2 separate regions of the Homo sapiens genome follow, and region 2 is linked to region 1. The links are chromatin loops, found by intact Hi-C in ENCODE. Cell type or tissue: CD4-positive, alpha-beta T cell. All regions are shown on one strand. Links, peaks and the distances in the headings refer to the core of each region. The heading gives the core; the rest is flanking DNA.

The links. Peaks named below come from ENCODE experiments on the same cell type or tissue, not always from the same donor. Only the 100,000 strongest peaks of a DNase experiment are listed, where the experiment ranks them.
Region 2: a loop joins it to region 1, with 1.9 times the contacts of the local background. A loop is called at or near these places in 5 of 110 quality-filtered maps.

Annotation. Positions count from the first base shown.
Region 1 is chr13:40,431,541-40,436,919 of GRCh38, forward strand. The region is part of intron 6 of LINC00598 (long intergenic non-protein coding RNA 598); the gene reads right to left. Among named protein-coding and RNA genes, the nearest start is that of LINC00598, 47 kb to the right of the region's middle. In CD4-positive, alpha-beta T cell, for the core only: no CTCF peak of the experiment used is centred there; a DNase peak (open chromatin) is centred at 2,241.
Region 2 is chr13:40,305,394-40,310,772 of GRCh38, forward strand. No RefSeq gene overlaps it. Among named protein-coding and RNA genes, the nearest start is that of LINC00548, 88 kb to the left of the region's middle. In CD4-positive, alpha-beta T cell, for the core only: no CTCF peak of the experiment used is centred there; no DNase peak of the experiment used is centred there.

The sequences.
Region 1 (5,379 bases), core at 62-5,061:
TTTCTTTAACATCATTAAAATATTAATTTAAATTTCAATTCTTCTCTACTCATTGTTAAAAGCTGACACAAGTATACTGGATGAACTCTATTTCAGCTCTATTCTTACAAAGTAAGAGGCACGTGAAAACCAAAGTAAAAAGGACTCTGTTTTCCACTTGTGCCTGTTTCAGAAAAGTCAGCATTTAAAACAGTTGTCTGGAAAATCCAGTCCTGAAACCAGGAAGGTATCTCTCTCTGAGTCTAGTTTAGTATCAAGACAGGCCCTACGAGCAGAAAATAAGTTAAAAATTCAAAAAAAAAAAAAAACAAATCAATTTGCCATCTTTTTACTGGTAGATATTTTTTATGACATTCAGCAATTTAAACTAGTCTCTGTAAGTCAACATCTACTCAAGTTACGGTCTAAAATCTTAAGTGTCTGTGCTCAGAGCTAGTTGAATTCTTCTCAACAGAGAAAGTGAATTCCCCACTCCTCAGTTCTCCCTTCCCAAAATGGGCCACTTAATTGAGTCCTTTGGAGACATCACAGTGCAAGAAACTCCCCAAAGAAAAAAATGCCCAAGGACTTGAAAAGAGAAAGAATTTCACACTTGCTAGCCCAGCATAACCACCCACCCTTGAATGTCAGTAAATGAAGAAGCCAAAAATGGCTCTTTAACAGACATCCCCAGGGAGGGTAAGGTTGTGTCTGCAGCCAGAAATGTTGCTTCCTTTGGTCTAAGTCAGTAATATTCAGATCACAGCTCTCCAGCTGCAAGCAGATCTGTTCAGATGCAAACTGTGGCTGGTGAAGCCCCCACTCCCTTTCTCTTCTGAAATATGTTTCACCTCTTTTTCCAGGGTAGGACCAAGTGATGCTTTCATTCAATGGTAATTATAAATATGACTCTTGGCACATTTAACTGTAAGAGTCATTGCTATGAGACCAGATTTAGCTACTCTAATATAAGAATGACTTTCACTCTCATCTTATCCGGGCCTCTTAGCAAACCAGAACCTAAGCTAGTTATTGGACCACTGGCCATGATGGGATGAGGGAATGAAATGTCTTACTCCCTTCCTATCCTGTTCATACCAGCTTCCCCACAGAATGAGATTTTTTTAAGAAGGGAATAATCTCACACGAGCTACTATAAACCAGGTAGCTCAGGACTTTCTGGTCATCTGCACTGACACTGTCCCAGCTGAGATTCAGAATAGTTAAGTAACGTGTCAGAGGTCACTCAGCAATAAATACCAAAGCCATGGCTCCAACCCGATTCTGTTGTGCTCCAAAGTGCATGACCTTTCCACCATGTTGTGCTGCCTGACGGTTTTCTTAAGATTCTCAGGGACTATGGCAGTTAAGGTAGCATGAACTACTATAACAAAAAGCCCAAAACTATATAACAGCTCAAACAGGATAGAAGTTTGTTTCTTGTACACATGAAGTCTGAAATGAATATTCCTAATAGGAAGCCTCTTAAGTAGTGATTTGGGACCCAGGCTCCTTTTTCCACCCTGTGGCTCTGCCGTGTCAAATCAGGGCTTTCATGGTGGTCGTACCCATCTTCATCAAGAAGGTGGGAGGGGAAGGGCATGGTGGGCCATTTGCAGATTGTTCCTTCATGGAAACCACACACATCATTTCTGCCCACATCCCTTTGTCTGGAAGTCAATCTCATGGGCTCTACCTTTTGAGAAACGTACTTCATCCATGTGCCTGAGAAAAAGAGGAACATGGTTTGGTGAAAAGCAAATCAATCGTTGTCACAGGAGCTAAAGAATTCAGTATTTGACAAAAATTAGCCGGGCATGGTGGCACACGCCTGCAGTCCCAGCTACTTGGGAGACTGAGGCAGGAGAATCAGTTGAACCTGGGAGGTGGAGGTTGCAGTGAGCCGAGATTGTGCCATTGCACTCCAGCCTGGGTGACAGACTGAGACTGCATCTCAAAAAAAAAAAAAAAAAAAGAATTCAGTGTTTGATTGAATTTGACTAAAGAACACACATCTCAACAAAAGCTGTGGCATAAATTATTTGTGTTTTAAATGAAAATATATGGAGTTGTGTATATTAACTAAAATTAAGATTTGAAAACATTCTTAAGCCAGGCCCTATGATCAGTAAGTGTTTTAAATATTCAAAAGAAGATACAAATTAATATTCAAAAGGAGATACAGTCTTTCTATTAGTGCAGGAGGCCCCAACCCTCAGGCCACAGATGGGTACTGGTCTGTGGTTTGTTAGGAACCAGGCCGCACAGCAGGAAGTGAGCGGCAGATGAGCGAGCATTACCGCCTGAGCTCTGCCTCCTGTCAGATCAGCAGCAGTATTAGATTCTCATAGAAGTATGAACCCTATTGTGAACTGTGCATGTGAGGGAGCTAGCTTCCATGCTCCTTATGAGAATCTAATGCCTGATGATCTGAGGTGAAACAGTTTCATCCTGAAACCATCCCCCTCACCCTCCCCTCGGTTCATGGAAAAAATTGTCTTCCATGAAACCAGTCCCTGGTGCCAAAATGGTTGGGGACCACTGTATTAGTGGATATGTTTTGACATGTAGCAATATAGTCAACCTCTAAAAGTCAACAACTACTAAAGATGGAGTCCTTACAACAACTACTAAAGGCTAGGCATGGTGGCTCATGCCTGTAATCCCAGCACTTTGGGAGGCCAAGGTGGGTGGATCACAAAGTCAGGAGTTCGAGACCAGCCTGGCCAACATGGTGAAACCCCATCTCTACTAAAAATACAAAAATTAGCCGGGCGCAATGGCAGGTGCCTGTAATCCCAGCTACTCAGGAGGCTAAGGCAAGAGAATTGCTTGAACCTTGGGAAAGGAGGTTGTGGTGAGCTGAGATCATGCCACTGCACTCCAGCCTGGGCAACAGAGTGAGACTCTGTCTCAAAAACAAACAAACAAAAAAAACCAACTACTAAAGCTATGAAAGGGTCAGGCTCCCCTCAGCATTGTACCATCAATAAGAAGCTGAGGCTGACCCTGAAAATCACCTTGCAGCTTAGATAGACCTTGTTGTTTCAACAGAAGAGATGTGCATCCCTGAACCCACAAAACCAAAAGCTTGCTCTGTGGACAAGGTAAACTCTGGTTCTTTAATGTTACTGGCAGCAAAGTACACAACTAACCAAGTAACCCTTGGCCATCCTTAGAGCATAAATAGCTGAGATGTTATCTACATCTGCCCACACCCATTTCGCCAATGATGACTTCTCCCTTGATACCCTCTTCAGCAGCAAGAGAGGGAAAAAGTTCAAATGATGACAGTGGCAATGGCCTAAGCACGTTTCTCCAGGCATGAGCTGGGCAGTGACCAAGAAAGAGCAAACTGCATCCCCTCCATCCCTGAGCCACTGTGACCTGTTCACCAGCTCTGTTCAAACTATCCAGGTACATACAGCAGTATTTGGAAACTGAAGCTCTGAGCACTCTGAAAAATTAACTGCACTAGCTGTTTGCATTCTCAAATACACTTTGAGCAGATAAAAGTGAGTTGCCTGAAGCAGGAAAACATTGACTTTCTTTTTCTGGTTTGCTAGATATGGTTCAAGAAAATGTCTCTTCTCCTCTGTTAGCAGTCCTTCCTCTCCTCACCCTTAGTTTAGCTTTCTTCTTGACCTGCAGGAAATCAGAAGGAGGTGAACCAGAACTTAGCATAGAGCCTGCATATGTTAAGTGCTTGTTTCGATTCCACACATGTGTATTCAGCACCATATATACAGGGCAATGTATGCAGTATTGGGACCACAACGTGGTCCTACTGTCAAGGAGACCCTGCTGTTTCTGAGAAAGCCAAGATGTGTATTCTTTTCCTGCATATTGCAGAAAGTCAGAAACTGTTTGCTGCATCAATGAATAAACGACCAGGCCCTGTAGTGGAATTGTACCATAAGGAGAGGCCCCCAGCCTTTTCTAAAAGTAAAGAGCAGATTAATTTTGCTTGGTTGTTGACCTATTTCCTTTAGTATAATAGGTAGATTGACTATAGTAGGGCGATGGATAGATTCCCTTAAAGAGTGAAGTTTTCATTTAGCACCCCCATCCAGTCAAAATTGCTCTTGAATGAATTCCTGATTTTCTTGAAAGAAAGAAAAATCCTACACAGAAGCAAGTTAGAATAGAATTCAGGATAAATAAGAAGACCCCCAAGGTCAGCATTTCCCAAAGAGTGTTCCAGGGAACATGGGTACCAAGGTGTTCTATGAAAGAAAAATTCAGTTGCCTAGTTAGTTTGGGAAGCAATGCATATTCTATTTCCCTTTTAGAAAGTCACAAAGCAAATTGATATATTCAAAATTCTGGAAAGACCCACAGTAAAGAATCCTTATAACTGTGTAACCTAGTTTTCTCCAAATATACTGGAACACAGAAAACTTTTTTGTACATAATACTTACCAACATTTCTTTAACGTGTATACCATGAAGTCAACTTTGGCAAAAAGTCTCCTCAATCCATAAGGCCTGTGCCCACCTGGCATACAGGTGTGAAAGAGGTAGCTGGGGCTGAGAGAACTCCACAGAGCCTTTATGAAAGGCGGTGAGGGACTGCAGAGACCCCGTGAAGACAAGAGAGCAGAAACCAAAGATGAGCTTGGAGTGAGACTCGCTGGACGCACACAGCGGCACAAAAGGGACAGCCTGATGACCTCTGACAGCTGGCACCTATAGGTTAATCCTGTTTCAGATTTTGGCTTCTCAGGGTTTCACCTCCCTCAGTTTGCCAATGTTATTCATATCATTGACATGTTTTTCAGAAGATTTGCCATCCCAAGAAGGAAGTCACAGAAATTTAAAATACAAATAAATTGTGAAGAACCCAGCCCATAGTGTGCGAACGGAAAGTGAAGCCGCGCTGTGATGGGTGGATGGAACTTTAAGCCAGCTGTTGTTCTATCTTGCCCATAGCTCTGGAACAGGCAGCAAGTAATTTAACTCCATGGACCTCATTTATCACACTGGGAAAGGTGGGGGAAGCACATGAGCTCCAATGAGGCCAGGAGCCGAGCTGAGCACCGCACAGAAATTCTCCTAGTTACTCCTTACAACTCATTGGTTGTGTGTCAGCTCACAAAAACATGAAGACTCTGCGGCTCAGAACGCCACAGCTCCACCCCTACCCCAAGGCCACCCAAAAATTAAGAGCAGAAATGTAAGCCTATGTCTGTCCAACTCTGAAACTCCTAACCCCTAAGGCTGGAGTGCCACAGCACCATCTTGGTTCACTGCAACCTCCACCTCCTGCGTTCAAGCGATTGTCCTGCCTCAACCTCCCAAGTAGCTGGGAGTACAGGAATGCACCACCACACCCGGCTAATTTTTGTATTTTTTGTAGAGACAGGATTTCACCATGTTGGCCAGGCTGGTCTTGAACTC
Region 2 (5,379 bases), core at 104-5,103, 130 kb before region 1:
CTCCAGATGGCAGAGACCAAGAGAGTGTACCCCCACATGGTCGCAAGGTCAAGCTCCCAAGGACATAAAACAAGAGGGAACCCTCATCTGGTTTTGGTTTAAGGGACCCACAGTAAAGTTTGTAGCTGACCATTCTGAAGAGCCAGATCAAACAGCAGTCTTTTAGGGTCCCAGGACCATGTTCTATCCTATTGTACCCTTCTTCATGACAGAACAACACAGAAAGACAAACTCATAGCACAAAGTACCACAGATTTGCTGCAGCCTAAGGCACATCTTACAAATCCTTTTTCCTGTTTATCAAAACAAAATTTGCAGAGGAGACAAACAGTGATTTTTACCATTCACTCAACGAGTTTGCCCAGAGAGAGAGAGAGGCCAGACACCTAGATGGTAAGAAATTCTTACCCTTTTACCAACTTGCCAGGTTTCTGGGTTTCCTCTCTCTGCATGGCTTCCAGAAGAATAGATTGGCTTTTAATGGCACCGTAGCTGCAGCAGCCAAGCTGCATTATGAAAGAAAATCATCCTTTTCTGTTTTATGGAACCATAGGCAAAACCTCTCAGTTTTGTGAGATGGAGTCCAACAGACTGCATGAGGCAACCGAATTAACACTTCTCATTCTGATAGGAGCAAAATACACACAACAAAACACAGACACTAGTCACCATGTTTATCACCCAAGTATCCACCTGGCAAGGCTCAAACTTGCCCCTGTTGGCCCCTGTCATCTTTGATCCACTCAAAATTGGGTTGGGATGACCTCCAACCAGGAGCTTCAATGGGTGGTCTCCAGGAAGATGGAAGAGTAGACAGTCACCTTGAGGGCCCACTGAATGTGACTGTCCAGACAAACTAGGGGAGGCTGCTGGACTTCCATCAGTAATTCCTTCAGGGAATCCTCTCCATACGTACAAACACGAACAATGAGGTAAAGACAAACAGAAAGGCCTTCCAAACCAAGATTCTAAACCAGTTTCCAGACCAGAAGAGTATTCTTCCAAACTAACCTCCTATTCTCCATCTAATGGGGAGAAATCTCCCCAAACCAAGACTCTTTCTACTATTTAGGGAGAGGCAGCAGAGATCCCTGAAGGCACAGAATCAATATTCCCAAAAGAGCCAAAGCAATTGGGAGAAGGAAGTGTTGGTTGCACTTAGAATACTCACCAGATCAGTTTAAAGACGTCTTTCAAGGAATCATTTCTCCATGCAATTAGTCCTAAGCATTATGGGTTGACAGTGCCCCATGGTCAGGGGCAGCACCAGGGATGGCCATCAGTTCCAAAGAAAAATAAGTGGCCACCAGAACTCACCTCCAGGTCCGTCATACTGGTGCAGGGCTGACAACCTGTGGGCAGGCACCTAAAATGGCAGATCTTGGATGAGTCCCTGAATTTGTAATTGCCCAGTGGTTTTTCCTGCCTGCTGCACAGACAAAGCCAATTCATTGAGACCATAGCGTTGCAGTGAAGAAAGAATTTAACTGATGCAAGGCTGGCCAGCCACACAGGAGGTGGAGTTTTTACTCAAATCAGCCTCCTACCCATGGAGGTTAGGGTTTTCAAGGATAGTTTAGTGGGCGGGGGACTAGGGAATGGGTGCTGCTGATTGGTTGGGGATGCCATCATGATGGTGTGGAAATGATTCTTGTGCACTGAGATGACTCAGGCCACAGGACCAGTTGAGTCATGAGTTGCAGGTCTGGGTGGAGTCAGCCAATCATCAGAAATGCAAAAGTCTGAAAAGATATCACAAAAGACCAACCTTAGGTTCCACAATAGTGATGTTATTCACCAGATTAATTGAGGAAGTTACAAAGCTTGTGATCTGCAGAACTATGGCTGGTTATCATTTAACTATGCCTACATCTTAGCAGAATTCAGATTTCTCTCATAATCCTAACTTTGTGGACTTTTATTAATTTTACAAAGGTGGTTTAGTTTTGGAAGGGCTATTAGCATCCTTGCTTTAAGATTAAACTATAAACTAAATTTGTCCAAAAGTTAGCTTTGTCGACACCCAGGAATTACCAAGGACATATTAGAGGTTAGAAGCAACCATGCCAGATTTCTCTCACTGTCATTATTTTGCAAAGGCAGTTTCACTTTTCATCCCCAGTCTCCAGATAGCACCTTTCTTGACAATCACCTACCTTTCCTGTCTATAATCCCCTCAGGATCTCACCTCCTTCCTATCAAAGAACAAAGGGCAAGCAGCAGATAGAGACTCCAGCTCACTATTTGACTATTCTGGTGACCTTACAACAGTCACCAATCCCATAGTCCCAGCTTTCAAAGGTGGTATTATTAACAGCACCCACAGGTATGCCATCATCATTATGTTAAGAGATGATTCTTCAGAGCTCTTAACATGGAAAATGTGGAAAGGGAGAGGATGACTATTAGCTGCTTGTTAGGCAGATTTATGGTTTGAATTTACATGCATCAGGTGTACATTAAGCTTAAATCTTGTCCAAAGAGTCCAACTCAATCAGTGAAAAATAAGGAAAAGAATTATTTTTCTCCACTATCATTAATAGAAAAATCCAGGTTCTTCCGCATGCAAAGGGAAGAAAAGACAGTAAAAAAGTGTGAGACAGAGCAAAGTCAGAGATCTCCATTTCAAAGGGCACTTTGACCTGTACACCTTGAGGTTTCCCATCCACTTTACAGGATTCAATTCATTTTGCCACTCCCTTTGCTCCTCCGTGAATTTCCCTCAGCACAGGTGGTTTCATGAAAGCCAACCAAGAAAAGGTGTGGAAAGGAAAAACCCGAAGACACAGTGCTTCCTCGACCCCTTGATCAGCTCCACCTTCCCATATGGAGCCTCTTTGCAGGGTCAGTCACAGTAGTCAAGAATCCTGATTTTCCTGACTTTTGCTCATCTCTAAGATTGTCTATAACCTTTGCCAAACAGTATTTAGGACAACTGTAGACACCTTTAAGGTCAACCTGTTCCTCAATGTCACTTTTTTTTTTTTTTACATTCTAAACCAATCTAGAGAGAAAACCACATATTGATAGTAAAGAAAAGAAGGTTAAAATATATTCTCAGGAAATTGCAGTATCTGCATATCAAATAACACTGTAAAAGTATTGCTAGCTTGTCCTGAAACAAGGAGTTACCTGACTACTAAAGATAAGAAGTATCACCCCAATGGCACCATAGAAAAAATTAGTTCCGTTATCTCTCCCATCTCCTGCAGACCCTCCCAAATGGTCCCCTTCATGAGTCCAAACCCAAGCTCAATGGTGTGGACAACCACTTACTCAGCAGACATCCAGCAGCCCCACAAGAACAGTTTTAGGAGATGATGAGGAAAACAACCCCTAACATTTGCACTTTGTGCCCCAACACCAGTGAAGACCACCCCTCCCCCACACTACCACTGCCCCACTTCCCCACAGCCTGAACTTACAGGCCATTTCTCTGCTTTCCCTGAAGATACCTGCACTAGGAGTTTGGAGGCTCACATTTAAAACTTAATCTCAACATTTTAGCTAGAAGCTCCATAAAATGAAGTAAATCCACACATACAGGCAATGAAAATGATGGCACAGAAATGTCACTTACCAAATGACACTTGCATATGAGTGGAAAGGCTTGGATCCAAAGTCATAGGTCTAACCCTGACCACTTAGAGAATGTGACTTTGGGCCAGCCACTTAACATCTCTGAATCCATTTCCCTGAGTTAAAATGAGGTTATGTAAACAGCAGTGTTCTATACACTTAAGCATCAGGCAAATTAAAGAGATTTTTATAAAAATAGGCCAGTTAAAGAACCAGGTCATTGGGCCTATATCTCCATATAATATATGAGCACTGTTTGTCATTTCCATCTAACTGCTTGAGACATTCTTCACTTAATCCATGTCTCCATCTTTCCATTCAATTGCTTCCACATAGTAGGTGCAGCCCTTTGGACCAAACCACTGGAGCATTTTGATGTTGTCTATAACTTCTGTATACACAGGCATATATAGTGGCCTTCAAAGGGAAGGAAAGAGAATGATTACTTTTTTAGATAAAACAATGTAAAATATGCAAAGTTATGATAAGCTACACACTCTCTGAAGACACCAACAACCTTAAGAGATACCCTGAGAGCTCAATTAATCTTTTTTCAAGCCCGGTTCCATCCGCACTATATTAACATGTTAAAACCCCTCACAAGCACCTTTTTTGTGAGAGAGCAAGTGTCATTCTGTCCCCTGAGCTGGCTGTAAATTCCTACCATTTCTGCTTCCCCAGTTAAAGACCTCTTTAAAGGAAGAAGACAATTTTCTACAGAGACGCTGAAAACATGCATCTGGGCTCAGACTGGCCAACCCTGGTTGTGGGGATGCTGGGGGATGGAGAAAAAAAGACTGCTGATGAGCAGAATCTCAGCCCTTGGCCCAGAAGAGTAAGCGGCCTGAGGCACCCCCACTGCCTGGGGCCTAGACCAAATCTCCCAGAAAGAGGTTTGGAAGCACCCCCAGCAGTAGAGGAGAGCTCTTTCTATCTACTGGCAGACAAAGCCCGGCTCAAGGCCCTGGCTTAAGCTTGGACAGAGCGTGCAGTCTGGAGCAGTAGGAGGTAGATGTAGGTTAATACCTTGATGCTCACACTGACCTCTGGTTTTACTTTAATCTTTCCATTTTTAATGGCAAAAAGGTTTTAGGTATCTGAGCAATCTCAGTCTGGCATGTTTGCTAACTGTGATAACAAAGTGCAAATGAATTTAGAGAAGCGAAGTTCCAGGAGATGGAAAACCAGGCAGGAAGCTGAGGAAAGATTTCAGGAAAGAGGCAAATTGAGTGCCTGAGCCAAAGGAAGTGCAGAGGGATTGCCCCAAAGTGAAATATCAGTGCTAAATCTTCAACAAGATTAGGAAACAGAGACCAACGAGGACTCCCAAGGAAGCCTCCTGAGAGTTCACAAGAATATGTCACTTTCCTAATGTTTTGTTCATATGTTAGCTCCTAAAAAATTACAAAATGATGTGCAACAGTTTTAATGTTGGAGTCATACAATTTTAATGAAATCAAGACTCACATATATGAAAAATATGGAAGTTACTACTGATCCCAATGATTATTTCCATTAATAAGAAAATATCTTGAAAGGAAAAATGGTAGTGATTTTTAAATAAATCTTTTGAACTAATAGGAATTTATAGTTACTAAGAATTAATACCACTAGTAATTTAATTTGAATATTTTTAATATACATATGGATTATACTACAAGAATGTTCACAGTAGCCTTATTTTTTAAATTTATTTATTTATATTTTTAATTAACAAATAAGAATTGTATGTATCTATGGCATAAAACATGATGTTTTGGAACATGTACACATTGTGGAACGGCTAAATCAAGCTAATTA